Regions from separate parts of the Homo sapiens genome. Here region 1 is linked to region 2. Evidence: read pairs that join two places in POLR2A ChIA-PET (ENCODE). Cell type or tissue: CD4-positive, alpha-beta T cell. All regions are shown on one strand. Each heading gives the region's core, and the rest is flanking DNA. Links, peaks and the distances in the headings are about the cores only. Region 1 has its middle 8.5 kb from the start of UGT2A1. Region 2 has its middle 38 kb from the start of SULT1E1.

Region 1 (16,473 bases), core at 7,168-9,667, 160 kb after region 2:
AACCTCTGCCTCCCAGGATCAAGCAATCCTCCCATCTCAGCCTCCCAAGTAGCTGAAACTACAAGCACATTCCACCACACCAGGCTAATTTTTTGTATTTTTAGTAGAGATGGGTTTTTTTTCCATGTTGCCCAGGCTTGTCTGGAACTCCTGGGCTCAAGTAATCTGCCCACCTCGGTCTCTTACAGTGCTAAAATTATAGCATGAGCCACGGTGCCCAGCCAGCCCAAGGTCTCATAAGTTGGCTTGTGGTGAATGCTACTTTCTCTGGAACTCACCTGTTAGGGAAGTGAGTTCCTCTCTGGCCTAGGGTAGATCCAGAAATTCCGTCCAAGAGTCAAGTCCTTGAACCAGGGACCTTAAGAGCCCAACTGGTGCTCTATACCCTTGTGGTCATGCTGGTACCTAAAGTGTAAGACAAAGTCTCCTTTAAATTTTCCTCTGCTTTTCTCAAAGAGAAGAAGTTTTGAACCACATCCAACAGAGCTGATAATGTTCTGTGTCTCACCTGAAGCTAGCATGTCTCACACATGGCTCTGTATGTAGAACCTGAGTATCACTGCTTGTTATTCAGGGCCCAAGGGCTCTTCAGTTAGCAGGTGATGTTTTCAGGACTGGGTCCTTCCCTTCAAGGCAACAGGTTCCTTTCTGGCCCTGGGTGTGTCTAAAAATGTCATCTGGTAGCTAGAGCCTGGATTAGGGACTTTAAGACTTTGACTAGTGCCCTATCCTACTATGTCTGAGATGGTATCCTAGATTCAAGGTAAAGTGGTCCCCACTCTTCCTTCTCCTCTCAAATGCAAGGAAGGGGTCTCTTTAGGAGCCATAAGCTGTACAGCCTGGGTTTAGAAAAGAGGTGATGCCAGCACTCCCTTGGCTGTCCTAACTTATCTCAATATGTCACACGAGCCCCAGTCCATGGTCTCTGGGCCTGGTACAGCAGTAGGACTCACATAAGTGTTGCAATCCTTATGGCCTAGACTGCCTTTCAAGATTACTTGGAGATACAGAGCACTGTAGTCCTCTGTGGTGAGGTTTGCAGGCACTCAAGTTCTGACCACTGGACTTGGTGGTTCCCCTCTGACCAGGGCTGGTTTAAATGCTCCCTCTGTGAGTGGGTGTTAGCTGAGTTTGGTCTGGGTTTACTTTCTATTCTGAGTTCAATGCCTCACTCTTGCTGTGTTCTCCTCCTCCAGTGCCCAGAAGTGCTCTCCACACCACACTGCTGCTGTGGAGTGAGGAGGGGTAGAATCTGCAATTCATGACTTTTTTTTTTTTAATCTCTTCAATGCCTCTTTCAAAGTTAAAGGCAGGTACTATGTAACTATGATACAAAGTTAAAAGCAGGTACTATGAGTGGTCAACTGATTTTTTTTATAAAGATTTTTTTTCTGCGTAGATATTTGTTAACTTGGTGTCCTTGTGATGTGTGTGTGGAGGAAGATCGATGGAGCTTTCTATTCCACCATCTTGTTCCATCTCTTGTAAAATACACTTAAATGAATACAAAATTTAATGTCTTAAAAAAATGGAGAACCCAATACCAAGGTTTTTTTTTTTTTTTTGGTGTTGTTCGTATTGCATGGTTTGATATCTGCATGGTTGTTTCTAGAGGACATAAGGATAGCAAAGATTAATTTACCAGTTATAAAATCAGCTAGAATTTCCTAAGAAAAAAAGGAAAACATTTACTTGTTATTTTTCCATATGAGAAGGCAGGTTAGCTGTCAAAAGACCATTGTTCTGAACTTCAGCTTTCCTCTTATTTAATATTCTATAGAATTTGACAAAGTTCTAAAACCTCATATATTGGGTAAGTAGAATATAAAAATGCTACCTGATAAACATAGGGATTTTTTCCAGCTGTGCTAAAATAAGTAAAGATATAAATGTCACCCTTAGTTTTTATTTTTTCTTTACCATATTGCATTATCACATATCTCCAAATATTAGGCAGTATTGACAGATTATATTATAAGCAATACTCTTTGAGTGCTCAAAGTACAGAGACTGAAAATGGAAGAGAAAATTAGAAGTTAAAGAAGATTGGAAGAATATCACTAATTTAATTTAATAAAAAGTGACTATTTTGTGTATTTCTAAAGTGTTTAAAATTGTTCCTCATATAGATTTTGTATATGCTTTGTTAAATTTATGCTTAGTTATTTTATCTTTTTAATTAGATTATGAACAACTTATCTTTCTTATTGTATAAAATTCTACACATATCTCAATTTAAACTTTATATCTTATTATTTTGCTCTATATACTCTCTTGAACTTTATAATAGTTTTCCAAATATTCCTCCATATGAACTGCAACTAAAGATAAATTACCTCTCCCTCTCCATTTTTGACATAACTGATTGTCTTCTTTTGCCTAACTTTTCTCATCTATACCTCTAAGCACATGTTTAATTGTAGTAAAGATAATGGCCTTTGTGTCTTAATTTGAATTTAGTGTCAGGATTATGCTGGCCTCATAAAATGAGTTAGGGAGGATTCCCTCTTTTTCTATTGATTGGAATAGTTTCAGAAGGAATGGTACCAGTTCCTCCTTGTACCTCTGATAGAATTCAGCTGTGAATCCATCTGGTCCTGGACTCTTTTTGGTTGGTAAACTATTGATTATTGCCACAATTTCAGCTCCTGTTATTGGTCTATTCAGAGATTCAACTTCTTCCTGGTTTAGTCTTGGGAGAGTGTATGTGTCGAGGAATTTATCCATTTCTTCTAGATTTTCTAGTTTATTTGCGTAGAGGTGTTTGTAGTATTCTCTGATGGTAGTTTGTATTTCTGTGGGATTGGTGGTGATATCCCCTTTATCATTTTTTATTGTGTCTATTTGATTCTTCTCTCTTTTTTTCTTTATTAGTCTTGCTAGCGGTCTATCAATTTTGTTGATCCTTTCAAAAAACCAGCTCCTGGATTCATTAATTTTTTGAAGGGTTTTTTGTGTCTCTATTTCCTTCAGTTCTGTTCTGATTTTAGTTATTTCTTGCCTTCTGCTAGCTTTTGAATGTGTTTGCTCTTGCTTTTCTAGTTCTTTTAATTGTGATGTTAGGGTGTCAATTTTGGATCTTTCCTGCTTTCTCTTGTGGGCATTTAGTGCTATAAATTTCCCTCTACAAACTGCTTTGAATACGTCCCAGAGATTTTGGTATGTTGTGTCTTTGTTCTCGCTGGTTTCAAAGAACATCTTTATTTCTGCCTTCATTTCGTTATGTATCCAGTAGTCATTCAGGAGCAGGTTGTTCAGTTTCCATGTAGTTGAGCAGTTTTGAGTGAGATTCTTAATCCTGAGTTCTAGTTTGATTGCACTGTGGTCTGAGAGACAGTTTGTTATAATCTCTGTTCTTTTACATTTGCTGAGGAGAGCTTTACTTCCAACTATGTGGTCAATTTTGGAATAGGTGTGGTGTGGTGCTGAAAAAAATGTATATTCTGTTGATTTGAGGTGGAGAGTTCTGTAGATGTCTATTAGGTCCTCTTGGTGCAGAGCTGAGTTCAATTCCTGGGTATCCTTGTTGAGTTTCTGTCTGGTTGATCTGACTAATGTTGACAGTGGGGTGTTAAAGTCTCCCATTATTAATGTGTGGGAGTCTAAGTCTCTTTGTAGGTCACTCAGGACTTGCTTTATGAATCCGGGTGCTCCTGTATTGGGTGCATATATATTTAGGATAGTTAGCTCTTCTTGTTGAATTGATCCCTTTACCATTATGTAATGGCCTTCTTTGTCTCTTTTGATCTTTGTTGGTTTAAAGTCTGTTTTATCAGAGACTAGGATTGCAACCTCTGCCTTTTTTTGTTTTCCATTTGCTTGGTAGATCTTCCTCCATCGTTTTATTCTGAGCCTATGTGTGTCTCTGCACGTGAGATGGGTTTCCTGAATACAGCGCACTGATGGGTCTTGACTCTTTATCCAATTTGCCAGTCTGTGTCTTTTAATTGGAGCATTTAGTCCATTTACATTTAAAGCTAATATTGTTATGTGTGAATTTGATCCTGTCATTATGATGTTAGCTGGTGATTTTGCTCATTAGTTGATGCAGTTTCTTCCTAGTCTCGATGGTCTTTACATTTTGGCATGCTTTTGCAGCGGCTGGTACTGGTTGTTCCTTTCCATGTTTAGCGCTTCCTTCAGGAGCTCTTTTAGGGCAGGCCTGGTGGTGACAAAATCTCTCAGCATTTGCTTGTCTGTAAAGTATTTTATTTCTCCTTCACTTATGAAGCTTAGTTTGGCTGGATATGAAATTCTGGGTTGAAAATTCTTTTCTTTAAGAATGTTGAAAATTGGCCCCACTCTCTTCTGGCTTGTAGAGTTTCTGCCGAGAGATCCGCTGTTAGTCTGATGGGCTTCCCTTTGAGGGTAACCCGACCTTTCTCTCTGGCTGCCGTTAACATTTCTTCCTTCGTTTCAACTTTGGTGAATCTGACAATTATGTGTCTTGGAGTTGCTCTTCTTGAGGAGTATCTTTGTGGCGTTCTCTGTATTTCCTGAATCTGAACGTTGGCCTGCCTTGCTAGATTGTGGAAGTTCTCCTGGATAATACCCTGCAGAGTGTTTTCCAACTTGGTTCCATTCTCCCCATCACTTTCAGGTACACCAATCAGACGTAGATTTGGTCTTTTCACATAGTCCCATATTTCTTGGAGGCTTTGTTCATTTCTTTTTATTCTTTTTTCTCTAAACTTCCCTTCTCGCTTCATTTCATTCATTTCATCTTCCATTGCTGATACCCTTTCTTCCAGTTGATCGCATCAGCTCCTGAGGCTTCTGCATTCTTCACGTAGTTCTCGAGCCTTGGTTTTCAGCTCTATCAGCTCCTTTAAGCACTTCTCTATATTGGTTATTCTAGTTATACATTCTTCTAAATTTTTTTCAAAGTTTTCAACTTATTTGCCTTTGGTTTGAATGTCCTCCCGTAGCTCAGAGTAATTTGATCGTCTGAAGCCTTCTTCTCTCAGCTCGTCAAAGTCATTCTCCATCCAGCTCTGTTCCGTTGCTGGTGAGGAACTGTGTTCCTTTGGAGGAGGAGAGGCGCTCTGCGTTTTAGAGTTTTCAGTTTTTCTGTTCTGTTTTTCCCCATCTTTGTGGTTTTATCTACTTTTGGTCTTTGATGATGGTAATGTACAGATGAGTTTTTGGTGTGGATGTCCTTTCTGTTTGTTAGTTTTCCTTCTAACAGACAGGACCCTCAGCTGCAGGTCTGTTGGAATACCCTGCCGTGTGAGGTGTCAGTGTGCCCCTGCTGGGGGGTGTCTCCCAGTTAGGCTGCTCGGGGGTCAGGGGTCAGGGACCCACTTGAGGAGGCAGTCTGCCCATTCTCAGATCTCCAGCTGCGTGCTGGGAGAACCACTGCTCTCTTCAAAGCTGTCAGACAGGGACATTTAAGTCTGCAGAGGTTACTGCTGTCTTTTTGTTTGTCTGTGCCCTGCCCCCAGAGGTGGAGCCTACAGAAGCAGGCAGGCCTCCTTGAGCTGTGGTGGGCTCCACCCAGTTCGAGCTTCCCAGCTGCTTTGTTTACCTAAGCAAGCCTGGTCAATGGTGGGCGCCCCTCCCCCAGCCTCGCTGCCGCCTTGCAGTTTGATCTCAGACTGCTGTGCTAGCAATCAGCGAGACTCCGTGGGCGTAGGACCCTTCAAGCCAGGTGCGGGATATAATCTCGTGGTGCACCGTTTTTTAAGCTGGTCAGAAAAGCGCAATATTCGGGTGGGAGTGACCCGATTTTCCAGGTGTGTCCGTCACCCCTTTCTTTGACTCGGAAAGGGAACTCCCTGACCCCTTGCACTTCCCGAGTGAGGCAATGCCTTGCCCTGCTTCAGCTCGCGCATGGTGCGCGCACCCACTGACCTGAGCCCACTGTCTGGCACTCCCTAGTGAGATGAACCCGGTACTTCAGATGGAAATGCAGAAATCACCCGTCTTCTGTGTCGCTCACGCTTGGAGCTATAGACCGGAGCTGTTCCTATTCGGCCATCTTGGCTCCTCCCCTCTCATTGATTTTTTGAAGGGGTTTTTGTGTCTCTATCTCCTTCAGTTCTGCTCTGATGTTAGTTATTTCTTGCCTTCTGCTAGCTTTTGAATGTGTTTGCTCTTGTTTCTCTAGTTCTTTTAATTGTGATGTTAGGGTGTCAATTTTAGATCTTTCCTGCTTTCTCTTGTGGGCATTTAGTGCTATAAATTTCTCTCTACACACTGCATTAAATGTGTCCCAGAGATTCTGGTATGTTGTGTCTTTGTTCTCGTTGGTTACAAAGAACATCTTTATTTCTGCCTTCATTTCTTTATGTACCCAGTAGTCATTCAGGAGCAGGTTGTTCAGTTTCCATGTAGTTGTGCAGTTTTTGGTGCATTTCTTAATCCTGTGTTCTAGTTTGATTGCACTGTGGTCTGAGAGACAGTTTATTATAATTTCTGTTCTTTTACATTTGCTGAGGAGTGTTTTACTTCCAACTATGTGGTCAATGTTGGAATAGGTGTGGTGTGGTGCTGAGAAGAATGTATATTCTGTTGATTTGAGGTGGAGAATTCTGTAGATGTGTATTAGGTCCACTTGGTGCAGAGCTGAGTTCAATTCCTGGATATCCTTGTTAACTTTCTGTCTCGTTGATCAGTCTAATGTTGACAGTGGGGTGTTAAACTCTCCCATTATTATTGTGTGGGAGTCTAAGTCTCTTTGTAGGTCTCTAAGGACTTGCTTTATGAATCTGGGTGCTGCTGTATTGAGTGCATACATATTTAGGATAGTTAGCTCTTCTTGTTGAATTGATCCCTTTACTATTATGTAATGGCCTTCTTTGTCTCTTTTGATCTTTGTTGGTTTAAAGTCTGTTTTATCAGAGACTAGGATTGCAACCCCTGCCTTTTTTTGTTTTCCATTTGCTTGGTAGATCTTCCTTCATCCCTTTATTTTGAGCCTATATGTGTCTCTGCACGTGAGATGGGTCTACTGAATACAGCACAGTGATGGGTCTTGACTCTTTATCCAATTTTCCAGTCTGTGTCTTTTAATTGGAGCATTTAGCCCATTTACATTTAAGGTTAATATTATGATGTGTGAATTTGACCCTGTCATTTTGATGTTAGCTTGTTATTTTGCTCATTAGTTGATGCAGTTTCTTCCTAGCATTGATGGTCTTTACAATTTGGCATGTTTTTGCAGTGGCTGGTACTGGTTGTTCCTTTCCATGTTTAGCGCTTCCTTCAGGAGTTCTTTTAGGGCAGGCCTGGTGGTGACAAGGTCTCTCAGCATTTGTTTGTCTGTAAAGGATTTTATTTCTCCTTCACTTATGAAGCTTAGTTTAGCTGGATATGAAATTCTGGGTTGAAAATTATTTTCTTTAAGAATGCTGAATATTTGCCCCCACTATCTTCTGGCTTGTAGAGTTTCTGCCGAGACATCCACTGTTAGTCTGATGGGCTTCCCTTTGTGGGTAACCCGACCTTTCTCTCTGGCTGACCTTAACATTTTTTCCCTCATTCCAACTTTGGTGAACCTGAAAATTATGTGTCTTGGAGTTTCTCTTCTTGAGGAGTATCCTTGTGGCATTCTCTGTATTTCCTGAATTTGAATGTTGGCTTGCCTCGCTACATTGGGGAAGTTCTCCTGGATAATATCCTGCAGAGTGTTTTCCAACTTGGTTCCATTTTCCCCATCACTTTCAGGTACACCAATCAGATGTAGATTTGGTCTTTTCACATAGTTCCATATTTCTTGGAGGCTTTGTTCATTTCTTTTTACTCTTTTTTCTCTAAACTTCTCTTCTCACTTCATTTCATTCATTTGATCTTCAATCACTGATACCCTTTCTTCCACTTGATCGATTCGGCTACTGAAGCTTGTGCATGCATCACCTAGCTCTCATGCCATGGTTTTCAGCTCCATCAGGTCATTTAAGGACTTCTCTACACTGGTTATCCTAGTTAGCCATTCGTCTAATCTTTTTTCAAGGTTTTTATCTTCTTTGTGATGGGTTTGAACATCCTCCTTTAGCTCAGAGAATTTTGTTATTACCGATTGTCTGAAGCCTTCTTCTCTCAACTCATCAAAGTCATTCTCCGTCCAGCTTTGTTCTGTTGCTGGCAAGGAACTGTGTTCCTTTGGAGGAGAAGAGGCGCTCTGATTTTTAGAATTCTCACCTTTTCTGCTCTGGTTTCTCCCCATCTTTGTGGTTTTATCTACCTTTGGTCTTTGATGATGGTGACATACAGATGGGGTTTTGGTGTGGATGTCCTTTCTGTTTGTTAATTTTCCTTCTAACAGTCAGGACCCTCGGCTCCAGTCTGCAGCTCCCAGTGTGAGCAATGCAGAAGATGGGTGATTCCTGCATTTCCAACTGAGGTACTGGGTTGATCTCACTGGTGCTTGTCAGACAGTGAGTGCAGCCCACGGAGCAGGGCAGGGCATCACCTCACCCAGAAAGTGCAAGGGGTTGGGGAATTCCCTTTGCTAACAAAGGGAAGCTGAGACAGACGGTACCTGGAAAATTGGGACACTCCCACCCTAATACTGCTCTTTTCCAACAGCCTTAGCAAATGGCACACCAGCAGATTATATCCTGCACCTGGCTTGGAGGGTCCCCTGCCCACAGATCCTTGCTCACTGCTAGCACAGCAGTCTGACATCAAAGTGCAAGGCAGCAGTGAGGCTGGGAGAGGGGTGTCTGCCATTGCTGAGGCTTGAGTAGGTAAACAAAGCTTCCAGGAAGCTCGAACTGGGTGGAGCCCACAGCAGCTCAAGGAGGCCTGCCTGCCTCTGTAGACTCCACCTCTGGGGGCAGGGCATAGCTGAACAAAAGACAGCAGAAACTTCTGCAGACTTAAACATCCCTGTCTGACAGCTTTGAAGAGAATAGTGGTTCTCCCAGCATGGAGTTAGAGATCTGAGAACGGACAGACTGCCTTCTCAAGTGGGTCCCTGACCCCCAAGTAGCCTAACTGGGAGACACCTCTAAGTAGGGGCTGACTGAGACAGCCAGGTGCCCCTCTGAGACAAAGCTTCCAGAGGAAGGATCAGGCAGCAACATCTGCCATTCTGCAGTATTTGTTGTTCTGTAGCCTCCACTTGTGATATCCAGGCAAACAGGATCTGGAGTGGACCTCCAGCAAACTCCAATTTCAATTTTCTTAAATGTATTGAGGCTTATTTTATGGCCTATCACATGGTTTAACTTGAAGAAAATTCCATGCACTGTTGAATAAAATGTGCATTCTGCAGTTGTTGGATGAAATGTTCTATCTATCTATCTATCTATCTATCTATCTATCTATCTATCTATCTATTAAGTCCATTTGTTCCAAGGTGTAGTTTAAATCCATGGCTTCCTTGGTGACTATCTGTCTTGATGATCTGTCTAGTGCTGTCAGTGGAGTATTGAAGTCCCCCACTATGATTGTGTTGCTCTCTATCTCATTGCTTAGGTCTATTAATAATTGTTTTATAAATTTAGGAGCTCCAGTGTTAAGTGCATATATGTTTAAAATTGTGATATTTTCCTGCTGGTCAAGGCCTTTTGCCATTATATAATGATCCTCTTTGTCCCTTTTAACTTCTCATACTTTAAAGTTTGTTTTGTCTGATATAAGAATAGCTACCCCTGCTTGCTTTTGGTGTCCATTTGCATGAAATGTCTTTTTCTACCACTTTACTTGAAGTTTATATGAGTCCTTATGTGTTAGGTGAGTCTCTTGAAGGCAGGAGATGGTTGGTGAGTTCTTATCCATTCTGAGGTTCTGTATCTTTTAATTGGAGCATTTAGGCCAATTACAGTCAATGTTAGTTTTGAAATGTGAGGTACCATTGCATTCATCATGCTCTTTGTTGCCTGTGTACTTTGGTTATTTTTGTTTTTTTTGTTTTTGCTTTTAAACTTGTATTTTTGTTTTATAGGTTCTGTCTGACTTATGCTTTAAAGATGTTCTGTTTGATGTGATTCCAGGATTTGTTTCAAGATTTACAGCTCCTTTTAGCAGTTCTTACAGTGGCTTGGTAATGGCAAATTCTCAGCATTTGTTTGTCTGAAAATGGCTGAATTTTTCCTTCATATATGATGCTTAGTTTTGCTGGCTACAAAATTGTTGGCTGGTACTTGTTTTGTTTGAGGAAGCTGAAGATAGGGCCCCATCCATTCTAGCTTGTAGGGTTTCTGCTGAAAAATCTGCTGTTAACCTGATAGGTTTTACTTTATAGGTTACCTGGTTTTTCTGTCTCACAGCTCTTAAGATTCTTTCCTTCATCTTAACTTTGGATAACCTGATGACAATGTGTGTAGGTGAAAATCTTTTTGCACTGAATTTCCTGGGTGTTCTTTATGCTTCTTGTATTTGCATGTCTAGGTCTCTAGCAAGGCCAGGGAAGTCTTCCTCAATTATTCCCCCAAACATGTTTTCCAAGCTTTTAGAATTGTCTTCCTCCTCAGGAACACTGATTATTCTTAAGTTTGGTTGTTTAACATAATCCCAGACTTCTTGGAGACTTTGTTCATATTTTCTTATTCTTTTTTTCTTTGTCTTTGTTGGATTGGGTTACTTCAAATACCTTGTCTTTGAGCTCTGAATTTCTTTCTTCTACTTGTTCAGTTCTATTGCTGAGACTCTCCAGAGGATTTCACATTTCTTAAAGTCTGCCAAAAGTTTCCTGAATTTTTGATTGTTTTTTCTTTAAGCTGTCTATTTCCTTGAATATTTCTCCTTCAATTCTTGTATCATATTTTTGGATTTCCTTGCATTGGGCTTCACCTTTCTCTGGTGCCTCCTTGATTAGTTTAATAATTAACCTCCTGAATTCTTTTTCAGGTAAATCAGGAATTTCTTATTGGTTTGGACCCATTGCTGGTGAGCTAGTGTGATTTTTTGGGGGTGTTGAAGAGCCTAGTTTTGTCATATTACCAGGGTTTGTTTTCTGGTTCCTTCTCATTTGTGTAGGCTATGTCAGAGGGAAGGTCTAGGGCCAAAGGTTGCTGTTCAGATTTTTTTGTCCTACAGGGTGTTCTCATGATGTAGTACTCTCCCCCTTTTCCTGTGGATGTGATTTCATGTGAGCCCAACTGCAATGATTGTTAACTCTCTTCTGGGTCTAGCCAGCCAGTGAGTCTACCCAGCTCCGGGCTGGTACTGGGGGTTGTCTGCAGAGTCCTGTGATGTGAACCATCTATGAGTCTCTCAGCTGTGGATACCAGTGCCTGTTCCATTGGAGGTGGCAGAGGTGCATTGGACTCTGTGAGGGTCCTAGCTTTGGTGGTTTAATGATCATTTTTGTGCTGCTTGGCCTGTTGCCAGGAGATGGCACTTTCCAGAAAGCATCAGCTGTAGTAGTGTGAAGAGATACCCACAGTGGATGGGACCCCAGAACTCCCAAGATTAAATGTCCTTTGTCTTCTGCTACCAGAGTGGATAGGGAAGGCCCATCAGGTGGGGGTAGTATAGGTGTGTGCGAGCTCAGCATCTCCTTGGGCGGGTCTTGCTGCAGCTGCTGTTGGAGATGGGAGTGAGACTCCCAGGTCACTGGAGTTGTGTACCTAGCAAGAGGTGACAACGTGCCAGCAGCCCTCACTTGCTCTCGGCACCTCCTCGGCCTTGGCGTCTGCTCTGGCCAAGCTCGAGGAGCCCTTTGGCCCACCACTGTGCTGTGGGGGCCCCCTCTCTGGGGCTGGCTGAGGCCAGAGCTGGCTCCCTCTGCTCACACAGAGGTGTGGAGGGAGAGGAGCAGGCTGGAGCGAGGGCTGCTTGTGGTGCTTGTGGGCCGGCACGGGTTCCCAGTGGGCGTGGACTCCACGGGTGCAGCTGGTCAGAGCCTGCTGGGCTTGATCAGGGAACGAGCTCCCTCTGGGCTGCCAGAGTGCCCGGGCTAGGTGCTGCAAAGTCCCACAGTGAGTGCCATTGAGAGGTGAAGCTGGCTGGGCTTCTGGGTCAGGTGGGGACCTGGAGAACTTTTCTGTCTAGCTAAAGGTTTGTAAATGCACCAATCAGCACTGTGTATCTAGCTAAAGGTTTGTAAATGCACCAATCAGCACTCTGTGTCTAGCTAAAGGTTTGTAAACGCACCAGTCAGCACTCTGTGTCTAGCTAATTTGGTAGGGGACTTGGAGAACTTTTGTGTCTAGCTAAAGGATTGTAAATGCACCAATCAGCGCTCTGTGTCTAGCTAAAGGTTTGTAAATGCACCAATCAGTACTCTGTCAAAATGGACCAATCAGCAGGATGTGGTGTGTGTGTGTGTGTGTGTGTGTGTGTGTATTTGTATTAATATAAACTCTGGATGAATGTTTACCGAAATATTCAGTGATAATTTATACATGGTAGAATTAGAAATAATTTCCAAATTATTTTGCCATCTTTGTGCATTTCTTATTTTAAAATAATAAATGTGATACTTACATAGTCAGAAAAAGAAAAAAAAAAAAGAAATAAAAGCAGGCCATCCGAGCCAGCTGGGGTCCCCTTCCACGCTGTGGAAGCTTTGTTCTTTCACTCTTCACAATAAATCTTGCTGCTGCTCAATCTTTGGGTCTGCGCCGTCTTTAAGAGCTGTAACACTCACTGCAAAGGTCTGTAGCTTCACTCCTGAAGCCAGTGAGACCATGAACCCACCGGAAGGAACTAACAACTCCAAACGCGCTGCCTTGAAGAACAGTAACACTCACCGCGAAGGTCTGCAGTTTCATTCCTGAAGTCAGTGAGACCACGAACCCACCAGAAGGAAGAAACTCCAGACACGTCCGAACATCAGAAGGAACAAACTCCGGACACACCATCTTTAAGAACTGTAACACTCACCGTGAGGGTCCGCGGCTTCATCCTTGAAGACAGCGAGACCAAGAACCCACCAATTCCGGACACACTAGGAGAAGTACGGCTGCCTCTGCTGAGTCATGTAGGTTGTCAGGTAAGTAGGGGAAAGCCAGCAGTCACAGGCCTCACCTAGTTCACATGCTAGCTGAAGGGCCAGTCTCACTCCCACCGTGTCCCCCTCAACAACCTGGAGTCTGTTTCCAGGTGGAGGGTGAGCCCTGCTTGAAAACTTGCCTGAGGCTTTCCACCTCCCGGCTGCCAAAGAAAAGGGCTTTAGTTTTCCCCCCTGCCTGTGAGGTCTGCATGCTGGATTCACACCCTCCTTGAAGTACTGGCCAGGAGGCTTCATGCCCCGTTCAAATTGTTACAGAGTTTAGCTAGAGAATTCCTTCTGCCTGTGGTATTTTACCCCCTACTTCTCTGGCCAACCTCCCAGTGGATCCCTGTGGTGCCAGGCAGGTATGGGCTGCTTGGGGGACCCAGCGAGCTCCCAGGGTCTTTCCGCTACTTCCCCTACCCCTGTATTTCACTTGGCTCAGCTCTCTAACTTGACTCAGCTCCAGGTAAAGTCAGAAACAGCTTCTCCAGTGGGGTGTGTGTTTGGAAGAGAAGGGTCTCCCTTTCCAATTTCTGCAGTTGGGACACCCACAGTATCTGTGGTGTCTCCTTGGTCCTGCAGAAACAGTCTGCTTCCGGCAGAGGATCTGTGGGTCCTCTCAGGATTACCGGTTTGCTCTTGCAGTCGATCTGGAGCTAAAATTCAATGTGCAAGCCTCTGTCTCCTGCTCTGTCTGGAACTGCAATCTAGTCCTGCCTCCTATCTGCCATGATGCCTCAGTCATCACAAATGATATTTTAATAACATTATGACTAAGCATGCATACCCTGTAGTCAGATAGTATACATTTAAGTACTGGTTGTGACATTAAGTCTCTGAGTGTTACTGGGCAAGTTACATAAGCTTTCTATGCCTTGGCATTTTCATCTGAAAATGGGAACAAAATAGTATTACCTACCTCAAAAGGTTGTTGTAAGAATTAAATTAATCTACATAAAATACTTAGAATAGCACATGGCACATTGTAAGAGTACCATAAATGTGAAATTACAAAAAAACTGAAAATGCAATGAGATAAAAATTTATATTGAAGTAATGTGTGTAAAATTAATCACAAGAAGAGAGAATCATTCACAAGAATGTAAAATTTGAGAAGCCATTTGAGAATGTATTGTATGGTGGGCTGTTTGCCATATGGCCCTCAAAATTCTCCCACTATGACCCTAGGCTTGGCCAGGTAACTTGTTTGATCTAATAGAACTCTACAGAAGTAAAATATGACTTCAAGGCATAATCCTTAAGAAACCTTGCAGGTATTATCCTCACTTTTTTGGGACAGTGCCAGGGTGCAGCTAGATGGAGTTTCTTTACATGAGAGTCTAAGAACATTGTTTCAAGAGAGTGACGGCAAGAGTCGATATCCAAAACTTAAGTGAAGCCACCTTAGACAATCTGTCTGAGTGGAGTGTGTTAGGGTTCTCCAGAGAAAGAGAACCAACAGGATGTGTGTGAGAGTGTGTATATATGTATGTGTGTAGAGAGACAGATATGTACATTTATTTTAAGGAAATGCTTCATACAGTCGTGGAAGCTTGGTAAGTCCAAAATATGCAAGGTAGGCCAGCAGGCTTGAGACTCAGGGAAGAGTTGCAATTTGAGTCCAAAAGCAGTCTGCTGGCAGAATTCCTTCTTACTTAGGTCTGATGTCAATTATTGTCTATTAAGGCCTTCAACTAACTGGATGAGGCCCACCCGCATTGTGAAGAATAATCCAGTAAAATATTATCTCATTCCCAAAACACATAGACAGAAATATTTAGAATGACGTTTGACCAAATATCTGGGGACTATCATCCAGCCAAGTCGATACAAAAATTAACCATCACATAGAACCACCAGGATGACTTTTGCTGCATGAGGTATATACAGGGAAATCAGTAGAACTGTCCAACTGAGCCCAGCACAAACTTCTCACCCAAAAAATTGGTAGCAAATAAAATGATTGTTGGTTGAAGCTACTAAATTTGAAGTGACTTTTTTCACAGCAATACACAACTGATACACATAGGAAAAATAACTCAGAAATTAAAATGAAAAGAAAACATTTGACATGAATTTTTCAAAATGCTTTTTAAACATTGATAAAAATTATTATCATACATGGTATGAAATATGGTTGTTTTACAAAGAAGTTTATTGGTTAACCTTGAAGTTGATGATACTTTATTCAGTATTTCTCATTAATTATAAGTGGTGAAAATTGTTGTCATTGAATTGGGTAAAATGAGTCATTTCCAAGAAAAGCTTCACCAATTTAAAATATTTTCTTGTTATAGAGTTAGTCCCATGAAGCCTGTTAGTCTTCATGGGAGGGTGAGTAGAATAACAGTAATCTTTTACACCTAGAAATATATTGGAATCATAGGGAGTCTTCAGGCCTACTGTGTCCAGTGTTCATTATAAATTTTTCTTATTTCGAGTCTCTCTTTTGTCTAGTTGGGAATCATGCTGTTCAATATTTTCAGTTACTGGCTTTGCTCATTCTGTCCTAGATAGAAATTTAACCACCTGTAGCAAGTAAAAATCTTGGACAAGCAAAAAAACTTTTATATTACAGTTAATATATTTGATATAAATTTTACAGTACAGAGAACCAAACAGAAAAGAAGCTTTTTTAAAAAAAAATTAGTTATCAATTATTTGGCTTAAAAGGAATGTGTGTGTGTGTGTGTGTGTGTGTGTGTGTATTTGTGACTGGGATTATAAAAAGATAATAGAGTATGATCAAATAGATTTGAGTGAAAACTACAGGAATTAAAAATATTAATTAACACCCATGCTGTGTTCCAAGTGTGAAGGCAAAAGATATATTACTGCAAGTGTAAAGACTCAGAAAAGTTTCTATTTGAGGGCTCATGTTGAAATATTTGCATGAAGACTCATTTTATTTAGCTGAGAAGTTAATTACATTAGCTATTCAAAATGGAGAAATCATTGTATGAAACACACACATTACTTCTCTTTTATCAAGATTGAACTTGCACTCCATGAATTGATGAATATTTGTAGTCAGATGTATGCAATCCAAGCTGACTTGAACTTAAAGACTTGCTTGGGGCCTCCACTGTTCTTCTTTATTTCCTCTTCAATGTTATCATACAAAGTGTGTCTCTGCCGGACTATGCCATACTTATCAGCTGTATGAAATTTATTTCCACATTTCCATAAGTTTGCTTATCAGCAAAAACAACAAGTGGTGATGTTCTATCTCAGTACTTAGTTATTACTAAATATGACATATTTGGGATGCTATGCCAAAAAACATACTAAGTTATTTTTTGCTACTTCAAAATATTTGCACAAAGAAACAGCAGTAATTTTATTCCCCAAGGATGGTGCATAATGAAGGTGTGCAACTCTAAAAAAGTTATTTCATTATCTAAATTACTATCTTCTTTATTTATGGCAAAGATCAATCAAACCACCCACTTTCATCATCATGAATCAGGAAAATATATATATATAAATAAAAATAAAGACATTTTAATTTTTAAAACTTTTTTCATAATAATATAATAATTGTTTGTTTCATAAGTTTGAGGGATATTAATTGCTCATACTTA
Region 2 (16,473 bases), core at 5,844-8,343:
CCTGGCCAGATTGGAAACAGCTTCTTCTGACACTGTTTAATATGGAAGAGTGCCAGAGACTGACACAGGCAGCCCTCCAGTGGCTAGAAGCAAATGCTCCTGCAGACACAGTTAATGCCCAGGCATATGCGCAGGGCCAGTTCCCTGAAACAGACCCCAATTGGGACCCAAATGACGCATCCCAGCTGCAGCATCTGCAGCAGTACTGAGAGGCAATCCTGCATGGGCTAAAAAATGGTGGGAGAAAAGCAGCCAATGCAGGAAAAAATCTCAGAGGTGCTCCAAGGAGCAGATGAAAGACCAAGCCAGTTTTACGAAAGACTTTGTGAGGCATTTCGGTTGTACACCCTGTTCAACCCTGAGGCTACTCAAAATCAGCATATGGTAAATACATCATTCATAGGGCAGGCCCAGGGCAATATTAGGTAAACATTGCAGAAGATGGAAGATTTCATGAGCATGAATGCTACTCAGCTTATTGAGGTAGCCACCAAGGTGTACATTAACCAAAATCAGGAGGCAAAGAGGGAGGCTAATTGAAGGCTTAAGAAAAAGGCTGATTTGCTGGCAGCAGCCCTTACAGGAAGGGAAGCTGGCTTTGCAAGGGGACACAAACATGGGTGTGGAAGAGGCCAGACTGGACAGGGATTTGAGAGTTGGCTGAGACTAGAAAGAGATCAATGGACCCAGTGAAAAAGGAAAGGACACTGGAAGGACAAGTGTCCAGAGAATGATAACAAGGAGAATGGTCTGGGCCATCGTATGGGAAGGCCACCAGCAGGGGGATACCACACCCAGGACTAACCACTGATCTGATTGGACTGGCAGGGGCTGAGGGATATGAGGACTAGGACAGACCAGGCTCCATCTCTTTGGGCCTCCAGGAGCCTATGATCACTTTGGAAGTAGGGGGCCAGTTGATGGACTTTATGGTAGATACTGGGGCTGAGCATTTGGTAGTGACCTGACTTATAGGGCCACTATCCAAGAACTGTGCAACCATTGTAGGAGCCATTGGAGTTTCAGAAAGAAGGCCTTTCTATCGGTCAAAGAGATGTGTAATAGGAGGACAAGGAGTCCAACATGAATTCCTATACCTTCCAAATTGTCCAGTTCCTTTGCTGGGAGGAGACCTACTTCAAAACCTGCAGGCACAGATTACATTTGGGTGGCAAGGGAATGTAACTTTAAACCTAGCTCACCCATAGGCTATGGTGTTAACCCTTACTGTCCTGAAAGCTGAGGAATGGAGGCTATATGCAGAAAAGACCCTGGAAGCAGGAGTAAATGATATGCACACATTACTTACTAAAATTCCCAGAGTTCGGGCTGAAAGTAACCTGCTTGGACTGACAGTAAATCAGGCACCAATTGTAGTGGACTTAAAACCAGGAGCAACTCTGGTTTGGGTCCATCAGTACCCACTACTACTTTCCAAGGCCATATGGGGAATCCACAAACACTTAGAGCGACTTCATAAGCATAGAATCATAGTCAAATGCCAGTCACTGTGGAATACCCCTCTCTTGTCAGTGAGGAAGCTGTCTAGTGAATATAGGCTAATGCAGGATTTGCATGCGGTAAACCAAGCTATAGTGACCATCCACCCAGTGGTGCCAAACCTGTATACTTTAATGGGACATATTCCAGCAAGTGCCACTTGGTTTTTACAGTCCTAGATTTAAAGGATGCATTTTTCTGCCTCCAGCTGGCACCGATTAGTCAGACTATTTTTGCTTTCCAGTGGGGTCAATCACAGTACACTTGGACAAGACTCCCACAGGGATTTAAGAACTCTCCCACAATCTTTGCAGAGACACTGGCCTCAGATCTTAAAGACTGCACCTCACCGAGCAGTGACTGTGTCTTGCTCCAGTACATTGATGATCTCCTTCTAGCAGCCCCAACCCAAGAGGACTGCTATCAGGGGACTCCTGCACATGTTATGGAAGGCAGGATATAAAGTGTCAGGGAAAAAGGCTCAAATCTGCTCTGAAAGTGTCCAGTGTTTAGGCTTCTATATAAGCCAAGGGAAAAGATGGCTCGGTAGTGAATGGAAGCAGGCTGTTTGTGCACTTCCTACTCCAACCACCTGGTGACAAATAAGAGAGTTCCTAGTGTGTCCAGAATTGGTTCCTTCTGGTGGGTTCTTGGTCTTGTTGACTTCAAGAATGAAGCCACGGAAGCTTGCAGTGACTGTTACAGTTCTTAAAGGTGGTGTGTCCAGAGTTTGTTCCTTCAGATGTTCAGATGTGTCCAGAGTTTCTTCCTTCTGGTGGGTTTGTGGTCTCGCTGACTTCAGGAGTGAAGCTGCAGACCTTTGCAGTGAGTGTTACAGCTCTTAGAGGTGGCATGTCCAGAGTTGTTTGTTCCTCCTGGTGGGTTCATGGTCTTGCTGACTTCAGGAGTGAAGCCACAGACCTTCACTGTGAGTGTTACAGCTCTTAAAGGTAGTGAGGACCAAAAGAGTGAGTGGCAGCAAGATTTATTGTGAAGAGCGAAAGAACAAAGCTTCCATAGCATGGAAAGGGACTTGAGTGGGTTGCCGCTGCTGGCTTGGGTGGCCAGCTTTTATTCCCTTATTGAGGACGGTCATCAAGGACAGGAGATTAACACTGAGAAGGCCTCACCAGTGTCAAGGAGGAAGACAATTTCCTGACCATCAATGGTTAAATGTACCTGGGACTCAGTGAGGGTGACATGTGCTGGCACTTGCCTCAAGCATCCTCAGTCCTGTTGTTGGATCATCTGGTTGGGGGCTTCTGGCCTAAAGAACCTTTGCCCTCTGGGGCAGTGTGCCTTCCAGTGATTGCATCGGCATAGCAGACATGAATGAGGGGTTGGCATAGCAGACATGGATGAGGGGGTGGCTTGTTTCTCATTGGACAATCTTTTTTAAAGTGTCCTAGTAAACCACACTGATAACAAGCCCTCACGGGTAATTGGCCTGCTCCATTTTCTGTCCTCTCTGAACCACCAAAGTTTGTTTGTCTGAGGGCCATGACTAAGGCTGCGGCCTTTCTCTGATCTCGCTTTTCCTTTTGGGCCTGTTCCTCTTGGCCCTATTATAGAACACCGAGGTTGCCAGGTTTAATAATGCCTCCAGATTTTGTTCAGGGCCCAGGGCTCGCTTTTGGAGCTTTCTCTTGATATCTGTGGCTGACTGGGTAATAAACTTATCTTTTAGGATCAATTGACCCTCGAAGGAGTCAGGTGACAGGGGAGCATATTTCCTTAAGGCCTCTTGTAGCTGCTTGAGGAAGGCAGAAGGATTTTCTTCCTTTCCCGGAGTTATGGTAGACATCATTGAATATTTCATGGGCTTTTTTCCTAATTCTCCTTAGTCCTTCTAGAACACGGGTCAACAGATGTTTGCGACTCCAGTCCCCATGATCTGAGTCGAGGTCCCAGTGGGGATCCATACTGGGGACAGCGTGCTGACCAGTAGGGAATTTGTCCCTTTCTTCAGCTGTCATTCTATCATTTACTTGACTAAGATATCAGGTATCTCCAAACTCTCGGGCTGCAGTTAAAGCCACATTCTTTTCATTAAAGGCCAGGGTTTGGTCTAACAATAGCATGACATCTCTCCAAGTGAGATAGAAGGTTTGCCCTAGACCCTGTAGGACATCTATGTACCTATCAGGATCATCTGAAAGCTTCCCCAGGTCTACCTTGATCTGCTTTAAATCAGAATAGGAGAAGGGGACATGTACCTGGGTTGAGCCAAATTCCCCTCCCCCTACAGCTTGAAGGCGACATAACCGATAGCTGGGGGATTTTTGTGGTTCCTTGGAGATTTCTTTGCTTGTTTCCTTCTGGGAAGGGGAGATTAGAGGAGGCTTATCATTAATAGGAAGGGGAGCTATATGGAGGCTAGGATATGGGGGTAAGCTGAGAGGTCCTCCTGTGGGATGTAAATTGCAAGATTTGCATAGTTGTGTATTCTCCTTCAATGAAAAGAAAGCTTGGACATAAGGTATTTTGCTCCATTTGCCTTCCCTCTTACAGAAAAGGTCAAGCTGCAGGATAGTATTATAATTTATACTTCCCTCAGGTGGCCATTTTTCCCCATCAGAGAGAGAATATTGGGGCCAAGCCATAGTGCAGAAAAAAATAAGCCACCTCTTTTTCAGGGTTTGTGGGCCAAATTGGTCCCAATGAGTTAGGATGCATTTCAAGGGTGAGCCTGTTGGTGCTTGAGTGTTTCTCATCTGAAAGAAAAAACCACCTGTGGTTTTGCTTTGTTTCTCCCCTGCCCAAGAACCCGCAACAGTCCCTGGACCCTGCTGATCGGAATAGTTGCACTCACTGACACAGCAGCAGAAACACTAGTTTTCCTCCTAGACCACAAGGAGGACCGAGGAATGTTGGATTTAGCAGTCCTTACCAACACATTCTCAAAAACCTGCACCCATGCCTGTCCTCCTAGACCACAAAAAGGACTGAGAAAAATCAGATTTAGTGGCCCTTACCGACACATTCTCGAAAACCTGTTAGAGTCCTAAGCATTCTCCTGTTAGTATTGGAACTTTACCCCATCCTATAAAGATGTTATGTCCCCAGAATGAAGTGGAGGGCCATACCCTGAGGGAAGGAAGGAATCTCCAGGGTTGGAAGAGTGACGCCTTTTTTCCTCACTTATATGAATAGGAAGAATACAGTTTCTGAGGCTCCCCATATCCTAGCTTCAGGAATAGCTTTTGTTAGGCCTGCTTGTCTGAGGAGGGACCCTAAAATTCCAGATAATACCCCCTACAATGGGGCTTTGGGCAAAAATTATGTCTTTCCAATTAGTGAGCCTGGGTGCCTAAAGAAGGGAATAGAGTCCTCGAGTTTACACTAGAAATCATTCTTATAGGAGGAACTAGAAAAGCACCAGAAACAGGGAGTGGTTTTTAGAAGTGGGACTAGCCTCGGAGAAGAGAGGCAAGAGGAAGTTTGTCTGACAGGCATTAGGACCCAGGAGGCAAGGGTCAGGATAGATAGGATAGATGGGCGAGTCTCACTTAGGCGACATGACTTTCAGAGTTTCGCTTATGGCTGCAGGGTCAACCGACTTGTTGTCGGGACCCCGGAGCTGAATGGCTTTCCTCTCTATTGACACTCGGCTCAGCCCAGAAGTACAGGAAAAGCAGAAACTGGTTCCAGGGAAACCAATGCTCCCAACTCCGAGAGTCGGGGATTGTTAGAGAACACTTTCCCAGAAAGCCTGACACCCGTGTCTTTAGTCCAGCAGGCATGCTAGTTGCTTTTAACTGGCCAACAGGTGCCTGGTATTTAGCCCCCGAATTCTAAGGAAAAATAGGACAGAATAGCAAGTGAAAGGGGTCTGATGCTACTCACCACTTGGTGATTGTCCCTTCACGGTTGCCAAAATGTGTCCAGAATTGGTTCCTTTCAGTGGGTTCTTGGTCTCACTGACTTCAAGAATGAAGCCACAGACCCTCGCGGTGAGTGTTACAGTTCTTAAAGATTGTGTGTTTGTTCCTTCAGATGTTCAGATGTGCCCGGAATTTCTTTTTTGGTGGGTTCGTGGTCTTGCTGGCTTCAGGAGTGAAGCCAGAGACCTGCGCAGTGAGTGTTACAGCTCCTAAAGTGGCACATCTGGAGTTGTTTGTTCCTCCTGGTGGGTTCATGGTCTCGCTGGCTTCAGGAGTGAAGCCACAGACCTTCGCAGTGAGTGTTACAGCTCTTAAAGGTGGCACATCTGGAGTTGTTTGTTCCTCCTGGTGGGTTAGCGGTCTCACTGACTTCAGGAGTGAAGCTGCAGACCTTCACAGTGAATATTACAGCTCTTAAAAGTAGTGACCCGAAAGAGCAACCCAAAGAGTGAGCAGCAGCAAGATTTATTGTGAAGAGGTAAAGAACAAAGATTCCACAGGGTGGAAAGGGACCTCAGCGGGTTGCCACTGCTGGCTCTGGTGGCCAGCTTTTATTCCCTTATTTGGCCCTGCCCACGTCCTGTTCATTGGTTCATTTTACCGAGCACTGATTGGTGATTTTACAGAGTGCTGATTGGTCCATTTTACAGAGTGCTGATTAGTCCATTTTACAGAGTGCTGATTAGTGTGCTTTACAGAGTGCTGATTGGTGCATTTACAATCCTTTAGCTAGACACAGAGTGCTGATTGGTGCATTTACCATCCTTTAGCTAGACACAAAAATTCTCCAAGTCCCCACCCGACCAAGAACCCCGGCTGGCTTCACCTCTCACTAGGGGCAGCAGGGTTCTGCTGCGTCTGGATCCCAAATTTCTTGCTCATGGCTAAACCATTATGTGAAGCCACAAAGTGAGAAAAAAGGAGCTCCTCCTCTGGGAGACTGACCAGGAGAAGGCCTTTAAAGAAATCAAAGGACCCTTGACTCAGGCTCCAGCTTTAGGGCTGCCAGATCTAACTAAGCCTTTCTTTTTCTATGTCCATGAGTGAAAAGGAATGGCCATAGGGATCCTAACCCAAGTCATAGGGTCATGGCACTGCCTGGTGGCATACTTATCCAGGAAGTTAGATTCTGTGGCACTTGGATGGCCTCCTTGTTTTAAGGCACTATCTGCCACTGCTCTGCTGGCACAGGAAGCTAATGAACTGACTTTAGGACAGCAACTGACAATCCAGGTACCGCACTCAGGTGTAACTTTGATGGACCAAAGGGGGTACCATTGGTTATCAAATCCGAGAATGACTTAATACCAAGGGCTCTTATATGAAAATCCCTGAATAACTTTAGAGATTGTGAATACTCTAAACCCAGCTACCTTGCTCCCCAATGAGTCAGTGCCAGGAAGTGCCCTTCATTGCCGTGTGGATGTGGTAGATGAAATGTTCTCAAGCCAGAGAGATTTGACAGATCAGACCCTCAGGGACCCGGACATTGAATATTTTATTGATAGGAGCGGCTTCATTCTAGGGGGGGTCCACTGAGCGGAGTATGCAGTAGTGACTTTGGACTCAGTAGTAGAGGCACAGTCTTTGCCTACAGGAACTTCTGCTCAGATAGCAGAGCTAATAGCTCTGAGAAGGGCTCTCCAGCTAGCAAAAGACCGAAAGGCAAATATTTACACAGACTCTAAATATGCTTTTCCACTTGGCATGTTCATGGGGCTATTTACAAAGAAAGAGGACTTTTAACTGCTGGAGGAAAATAAACAAAGTACAGGAAGAAATTCTACAGCTCTTAGACACCGTATGGGCCACAAAGCAGGTGGCAGTGATGCACTGTAGGTGGCACCAGAGGGCAGGAACATTAGAGGCTAAAGGAAATAGAAAGGCAGACACAAAGGCAAAGTGGGCTGCAATGATGACTCCACCTTCTAAAGAGGAAGCCTTAACTATGCCTCTCCTCCCAGAGATCCCCCTCTCGGAGACCCTAAGCTACACTCCAAATGAAAGAGCTTAGTTTGCTCAGGAAAATGGAAGCTACGTTGAAGGAGAATGGTGAAAATTCTGCAATGGGAGGCTAGTTGTACCTGAAATAGTGGCCCAGATAACGACCATCTGGGCTGCATGGTGAGGGCTATACTAAACCTGAGTTATCAGCCTGTCATAGCCTGATTAAGTGCCTTTGTCTTGCTTCTGTACATTAGTTTTCACACCACTTAGGAGTAGGTATATAAACAAAACCTTGTCTTTGTTTGGGGCCCAGTCTTTGGACGTTGAGTCTGCTGGGTCTGAGTGCACTCAATAAAGATTCTCCTGCTTTACCCTGAGGTCTCTCTTGCCCTCCTGATTTTTCTGCAGCAATAGCACCAAAGCAACTGCTGTATTTCCTCATACCACATCATAATTCCACAGGGAATTATGGATATACTCAGCACGGCCTTTCAGGGCCATTTTGTTGTAAAAAGTAAAATAAACATTATCCTCTGCTCTACATTAATTTTGCAGGACCATTTTTTTTCACTTTTTTCTTTATTTGTGCAATACATATTCTTCTAAACATCTCCCATGTACAGCAGTTCTTTATGACAAATACAACGGTCGAGGGGGAAAGCTAAATCAGAAATGGATTCCACATTCAAATAACTTAGGGTCTAGAAAGAAGACAAACCATGTAATTAAGTGACCATAAAACAAGATGGGGATGAATAAAAGTGATTGTAGACAGTAAACACCATAACAAAGTAGTAAAAATCTTGCAGTACAGAACCTAGAGTAATTCTTGACTCCTTTTCTGTTCTTTTTCTACAGACAGGGTCCAGGTTGGCATGGTCACAGTTCACTGTAACCTGAAACTTCTACGCTCAAATGATCTTCCCACCTAAGCCTCTCAGTCTCCCGAGTAGCTGGGACTGCAGGTGCATGCCATCACGTTTGGCTAATTTTTAGTATTTTGTGTAGAGATGGGGTCTTGCTATGCTGCCCAGGCTGGTCTAGAACTCCTGGCCTCGAGTCATCCTCCTGCCTTGGCCTCCAAAAGTGCCGAGATTACATGTGTGAGCCACCAATGTCTCCTTTATTTATTATTCCTGCAAACTAAGCAAATGGTTTAACTTAGAGCCTCAGTATCTTTACCTGTGAAATGGTAATAATAGTACCTACCTTAAAAGTTGGTGTTGGATTAAATGAATAAGTTACCCTGATCTGTTTCATTGTCTACCAACAACAGAATTGTTGAGGGAATTAATTATATCACAATAATTACATAAAACCTAATTGATATTAGTTTAATAAAAAGTAATGTATAAATGTTTGTTCTTTTCCATTGCTATAGCTAGATTAATATTGATCCAGAGCATAGAAGGACCATTCTTGCTTTTCCAAGTTATTCAATCTGGATAGTTCACAAGTGAGCAACTATACATAATTAACAACAACCTAACTATTACAACTATATAGTTCTGATATGTCAGTTATAATATCTGTTGATTTAATTATCAAACCTCAATGTAATGGTTATGAGCTTTTAATATTTCTTTCCCATTTACCCAAAAGCTTTAAATTACATTTCTTTGATATGACAGAAAATAGGAAATGGAAACTAAGAGATTAGAATTAAAACATATTTACTATCATAGCTTTAATATAACCATGGTTACATTGTTTAATGCACACGTAAAAGTAGCCAGGGACAGCTGGGTAGCCTGAGGTTCCCATGCTAGGAAGGAGAGCATCCTGCTAAGGATTGGAGTTTAGAGACACACGAATGAAAGTATCTGTCAGGATGGAATGATCTAGATATGATGGCCATGGATCTTCATTGATAGAGAAACTGTCTTCTGTATTAACTGACAGGAGAAAAGTGAAGAAAAGCAAAGGATATTCAAATGACAGATAATTTGGCTGCATAAGGGAAGAATAGTTCTAACTTCAAATCCAGCCCTTTCATATCTGTGTCTTAATGTTGCTCCATGTTTTATGCCAATCAAATTTGATAACATGAACTAAGATTTTTTATAAGGTATAGTGTATGGAAAAATAATACAGCCTTATTCTTAGGTATCAACAGACTATTAAACAAACTGTAATCATAAGATATGAAATTGGGTTATTTATTACAGTGATAAACCGCTGAACATTGTGTGAAAAACGTAGGATAGTTTTGCATTAATTTTAAGTTTTTATAAATTCTATAAACATTGGGATTTATTAAAAAACAGTGTTTTAACTGATGATATTCTGTTGGAATTTTCTAGCAATAAATGGGTGTTTTGTTCAACTCTTCATTTGTTTCTTGTTTCTGCTGTTGTGATTTATTGAAGTATATAATTTAGTAATCAAAGAACATTCATTTTACTTAGATTTGTATAATGTTAGAATGGTGATCATTAAAAAGTCAGGAAGCAACAGATGCTGGAGAGGATGTGGAGAAATAGGAACACTTTCACGCTATTGGTGGGAGCGTAAATTAGTTCAACCACTGTGGAAGACAGTGTGGGTGATTCCTCAAGGATCTAGAACTAGAAATACCATTTAACCCAGCAATCCCATTACTAAGTATATACCCAGAGGATTATAAACCATTCTACTATAAAGGCACATGCACATGTATGTTTATTGTGGCACTTCTCACAACAGCAAAGACTTGGAACCAACCCAAATGCCCATCAATGATAGATTGGATAAAGAAAATGTGGCACATATACATCGTGGAATACTATGCAGACATAAAAAAGGGTGAGTTCATGTCCTTTGCAGGGACGTGGATGAAGCTGGAAATCATCATTCTCAGCAAACTAACACAAGAACAGAAAATCAAACACCACATGTTCTCACTCATAAGTGGGAGTTGAACAATGAGAACACATGGACACAGGGAGGAAACATCACACATTGGGGCCGGTCGGGGGTTGGGGAGTGGTGGGGGAGGGATAGCATTAGGAATACCTAATGTAGATGATGGGTTGATGGGTGCAGCAAACCACTATGGCACACGTATACCTATGTAACAAACCTGTATGTTTTGCCCATGTACCCCAGAATTTAAAATATAATAATAATTTTTAAAAAGATTCACTAAAAGGCAAAAAAGAAAGAAAGAAAGAAAACAAACTGAAGTGATCATTTTATACATTTCTCATATTATTTTAGACAAGTAAAATATGGCTCAGCAATATGAGATATGTAGCTCAGGGTCGTACTGCTGGTTTGTGGAAGAACTGGACCCAAATGCCTCTTTTCAGGCTCTCAATCTTATGCCTAGAAGAGCCCCAGAAATTAACAGCATTCCAACTATTAAAATATTTTAGTTTTTACATATTTAAAAAGGAGTTAATAAAATCTGTCCTGTCTATGTCAAGGATCTGTTGAATATAAAAATATCACTTTTTAGGAGAATAATGAATTGACTATTATCACTTTAGTATTCACTTTTCATGGTTAATGCACATAATATCTTTTGGTACAATATTTGCTTATTTTAACTCATTAATGAATATGCGTGTCAATAGTTTTGTTCAGGTTAACATAGACTAACCCTGACTATTATCAACATGTGGAATGTTGCATTGTTCCCAAGGTCTTATAATTATACTCCAGAGGACATTATATTTCAAGGGACACGTTCAGAGAAGTAAACAAAGAAGAGGCCTAAGGGAAACAATCATCTTCTTTCAACATTTCCTGAGCTTTCAACAACTCAATTTCTTTCACATATTAAGTTATATACCACTCAAGGGCACTATCATTTTAATGAATTTTTCTCTTTGATTCTTCATCTGAGAATATTTATTAAAAGCTCTCAGGAATTTAAAGGTAAGTTTAATTTGACTACATTTCTTCCATACGTACTTTGGTTGTGAGTCTTTTAGGAATAATCATGCTAATCTAGAATATTGAACTCATATACAAAATTTAAACCAGATTCAGGAAATATTAAAACATGTTTATTTGATTTTTCCCCTTCAAAGTGTGCTCCATAATCACATATATTCACAAATCACATATTTCAGAAGTTACAAAGAACTGTATATTAATCAAGTTAAAATGTATTTCATAATGGTTTTCACACATGAAATAAGGTTCAAAATGTATAATTTCTCCCATCAGAAATGATTGCAAATTAAATTTTACATTTTATATAATTAGGTAAAATATGTGAGTACTAAAGGACAAATATTATTAAAACAAATTGGTAGTGTGATTCAGCTTTTCTAAGTTATTTAATATGCTCTTTAGTATATACCTCACATATGAGTATACACTCTCATATATTTATAATGTACTTCATTGTATGAGATATTGAGCCAAATATGATACTGTTTTCCTATCTTTTCAATCTAGAGTACTCTTCTGTACCTTCATTTAACCAAATTTCATGGTCAAAAGCCTTTATTATAGCTTTGCCAACCACCTCACCATAGTTTGGCACTTCTCTTATGTAACCTTGTATTTTTTTGTCTTTTCAATGTTTACAACACAGTATAGAATAGTAATTAAGATTGCAGGCCTTGGAGTCAAACTATCTGGGTTCCAATCCAATCTACTCTGCCACTTGTTGACAGAGTAGCCTTAAAATTGGATTATAAAACTAAACCTAGTAGATTCTTAAATGAAGATTAAAAATATAATATATGCACTGTTGTGTTTGTTTTGAATAATCATTTAGAATATCTTAATTTCATTCTGAGTGGGACTCTGTCTATCTTTTTTTAAATTTGGTCTTGAGGTCTCTCTCAGGAGAATGGCTATAAAATTTAGCTGTGCCCTGTTGGGGCTCCAGAGTATTTGGATGTGGATGTTTACAATGTGCTTTTCACAGGATACTTCTTTATTCTGGTGGACAATCTAATGCTTAAGGATCTGATCTGAGACCAGGTGTCTCTCTCATAGGAAATTTGTTTACACTGGCAGACAATCCTGTGGCTCTTATCTGATCAATGTCAAGTTTATTCCTACCAAGATAACCATTATCTGTGAAAGCTCTGACTAGGAAAGAAGTTAGACTTGGGTGTGTCAATCAGACAGACACAGAGTAGCAAATCAACAAAACACATAAAATAACTGAGGTAGTTTATTACTTACAGATCCAAAGAGAAGAGGGCAGTATGCCCCGCACAGCACCAAAGGGAAGGAGGGAGCTGTCCAGGACACTTGTGTTCAGTCTGCAAGTGGGGAGCAAGGGAGAGAAAGAGGGAGGGAGTTGTGGCCAAATCCTTTAGTGGGGTTCAGAGATTTACCCAAGCAGGTTTCCCACAGGAAGTTTTAATTGGTGGGTTCATGGCAAGCAAGAGCAAGTTTCATGTGCACACTGTGACTGAGAGATGGTCCCTGCAGCATATCTGTGCAGTCCATGTAGGGTGTGCACATTAGTGGGGTGAGTAAGTAGGTTGTCTCTTGCTGTCCCATAGGGAGGTGGTCACCACACTGAGGGACTGAGGGGGGCAGAGAATTGGAAACTGTGTCAAGGGTGCCTACTGCTTCTGGTATGATAAAGTGTGGCTTATATTCAAATGGATGCAGAAGAAACGTAAAATTATAAGAATTCACTACACCTACTAATACTTCTCAGTATATCCTAAAGTGGTAACTTAATGATCAAAATTATTATACAATGGTAAACATAAATAACTTAATTCCTGATAGTTTTACCTAGTGTACTAGAGAAATTTCATTTCATTTCAATATACATTTATTTACCTCAAGTATAGGTCTTGGAATTAGAAAGTCAAATATATGTCCCAATCCTAAGACAAGAAATCTAAACTCTAATTGGAGAAACAGATTAAATAAGTAATAATAACACAGTGGAATATATGAAATAATAGCATCATATTCAAGATATGGAAATGGAGAAAAGAGAATAACTCATTTTGTCTGTGGACCACTGGAAAGACTATTCAGAGGATGTGACTTGTAAAAGATATTTGAGAAATGAATAGGAGTTTTCTAGGTAGACAAAGAAATTAAGGGTCTTAGCTTGAAAAATGAGACATGCAAGTGCAACAGCTTAGTGTGAGGGGGACGGATCTATGCTTAAAAAAGAAATATATATATATATACACATATATATATATACATATATATATATATACATATATATATATATATATACACACACACATATATATATATATGGCCTTCTTGCTGAAGGCTAAAGCCTAACTGTGCTAGAGGGAAACAGGGAAAGTCGGAGAAGTTTGAATGTAAAATCCGTGGTAAAGATCTTTAAACTTTATCATTTAGATGATGGTGTTGTGGTCAGGTTTTAGGAAGATCTCATTGATCTCAATCAATGGAGAAGGGGAGGAACTAAACTTGAGAATAGGAGGACTAATTTTAAGACCTTTGCCATAGTACAAGATAGGTAATAGTAAGGAAATAAATTAGGGCAGGTTATTTTTGGCAATAATAATGATAATATTAATAATGGCTACCATTTATTATGTTTTATCAACATACACACTGAACCCATTATCTTATTTCTTCATCACAAGAGTTCTATAAAGTAAATTATTACTTCCATTTTAAGATTAGGAAAATGAAACCTAGGTTCATGATTTGTCCAGAATCACATTGGTTAGCAGACCTAACATATGAACTCTGAACCTAGAGACCTTACAGTCTTAACCACTAAGCCACTTCATGAAGAAAAGTTGCTATTCTGAAGGATACTTAGAAGATAAAGCAACTAGATTTGTGAATCAATTGAATATGCAAGATTCTAAAATTATTCCCATATTTCTGAGTTGTGCAATAGGGTAAATATAGTTTCACTAAAATATTAAGTACACAGGAATCTGGGACAAGAACTGGTTCAGTGGAGAGTAAGGCTAACAGGTTAAATTTATGTTATTGAATTTGAAATGCCCAGGGAATTTCTAGAGGAAAATGGGCAAGAGTAGCTGGCTCCATAGGTCTGGAACTCAGGCCATAAAATAAAACTAAAGATAAATCTGCATTCTTGAGGCATCAGCTTATAGATGCTTGTTAAAACCATGGGGAAGTGTGTAAAGTAAGATAAAAGAGCCAAGTATGGAGCTCCAAGGAAGAATAACATTTCTGGCCTAAATAAAATAGAAATACTCCTTTGGGAAATTGAGAATGCGGTAACACGGAAATCAAGAGAAGAGAGTTCCAAGGAAAATACATGGTCGAAAATATCAAATACCATATAAAAATAAAGACACATATGGATTTTACTGTTTATACTGTGTTTCAACATTGAAAGGGCATTGGGAGTTTATGAGAAAAATCACGTTTCTTTATTTACATTCATCCCCTCTTAACCCTTTCTCACATTTCCTTAGCAGTCACATCATATCATTTCTCTGTTCACAATCTTAAGTAGCCCTTAGAAGCCCCAAATTCACAACTGTCTACAATGGAAATAATTTTTTAGTCATATCTTTGATTACCCACCAGAAAGCAAATTTTATGTAGGCAAAATCTTTTCTGTCTTATGCCAGAGCAATCGTTGGCACATAGTTGGCACTTAATAGATATTATTAACGTTATCAATGAATGAATGAGCTACACTCCTAATTATGTAGTAAGCTCCAGTCAATATGACCTACTCACTCTACACTGGACATTTTTTTCACACTTTTCTTCTCCTTTACCTTTGTTCATGCATTGCACACTTACACGAATGATCATAGTGTCTATGCTCAGGAAATTCCTTCCAATCTCTGACACCTGATCTCAAATGCTATCACAATTCTTCAGGTTTCTCATAGTTTCCCCAATTAGATGTTCTCCTTCTTTGAATTTTTATCATTGTATCCTTCTATTTTGTGAGACTTGAATCCATTTAGCTTTCTCATATAAACATTTTTATTTTTAAGAATTGCACATTTATTGAGATCAGATCTTACAAAAATAAGCAATAGCTGTGTATGCATTGCACATGGTAGATGCTTCAATAACTATTGACCATAATACATAGAAAATTATATTTAAAGCTTTCAATGAAATGAATGTACTGATCAGTGTGTCTTATATATACGTATGCACACTTTAATATGTAATTGCAATATAAATGTACTGTGATATGATCTCTTGAAAAATCATCTGATATATCTGACTATATTTCATCTGTAGGGTTTAGATTTTTTAGCATCATAATGTAGATCATAACCAGACTTTCATTATGGCTAACCCACGATTTTGAGTTCAAAAATAGTCACAAATTCATAGAAAAATAGATTTGGAAGGGCTCTAGGTCAGAATATATTTCAATCTCTTATTTTATAAATGAAGAAATTGAGAAGCAAGAGGTTTTTCGTGTTTCTTTCCTCTCTTTAACTTTTACACAAGGTATTCATTATCTCTCCAAGACTTCACTTACCTTAAACTTGTTTCTTTAACCTTAACCTTTTGTCATTAATTTCTTTGCTAGACCCTGCCCCACCCCAATGCGCATTTTCTCTCACACTTGTGGTCTGTTATAGATAATTTAGATAGAATAATTCATTGGTCCACCTATAATTTAAGGGAGGGAAGTATTGATTAGGCCACCCTTGATTTTATAGTTAAGAAGATCCGTGCAGTTACAGAACTTGTTTAAGTTCCCGCTGCAATGAATTGATGTTGTTCCCGGACCAAACTGAGGGTCGAGATGCTTATTCTCATGGCCCAATAACCAGATGCAGATAAACTGAGAGAGAAGGGAGTTTTTATTTCTGTAACCGATTACAGGGAGAAGGTCTGGAGATTATTGCCAGATCGACTCAAAATCACAGTTTTTCCAGAGCTTATACACCTTCTAAGCTACATGTCTACATGTAAGTGCGAATTTATCTCAAGGCATAAGTGATTAACTTCTTTTAATCTATAACTAAGATCTGAGTCCTGAAGACGTTCCTTTGCAGTCTCAGTAAATTTACTTAATCTAAATGGGTCCCGGTGCTTGGGTGATTATCCTTGTCTCTTGCTAAATCATGGAGGTTTAGGGAGTTCCTTCAGACCCCCAATAAACTTGTTTGTGAAGGCCTGAGGGCTTTCTTTCAGACCCCCAATAAAGCTTGTTTAATCTTAAATGGGTCCTGTTAAGAATGCCTTCCTTATCTTGTCATGCTTCAAGGCCCAGGAAAGG

What was found. ChIA-PET counts read pairs that join two places held together with the same protein. Peaks named below come from ENCODE experiments on the same cell type or tissue, not always from the same donor. Only the 100,000 strongest peaks of a DNase experiment are listed, where the experiment ranks them.
Region 1: POLR2A ChIA-PET joins it to region 2 with 5 read pairs; 1 of 35 experiments calls an interaction of 5 or more read pairs at or near these places.

The regions. Positions count from the first base shown.
Region 1 is chr4:69,653,531-69,670,003 of GRCh38, reverse strand. No RefSeq gene overlaps it. Among named protein-coding and RNA genes, the nearest start is that of UGT2A1, 8.5 kb to the right of the region's middle. RefSeq lists an enhancer at 12,481-13,680. In CD4-positive, alpha-beta T cell, for the core only: no CTCF peak of the experiment used is centred there; a DNase peak (open chromatin) is centred at 8,673.
Region 2 is chr4:69,814,306-69,830,778 of GRCh38, reverse strand. It overlaps a transcript of SULT1E1 not described here. Among named protein-coding and RNA genes, the nearest start is that of SULT1E1, 38 kb to the left of the region's middle. In CD4-positive, alpha-beta T cell, for the core only: CTCF peaks have their summits at 7,016 and 7,218 (motif pointing right); a DNase peak (open chromatin) is centred at 7,228.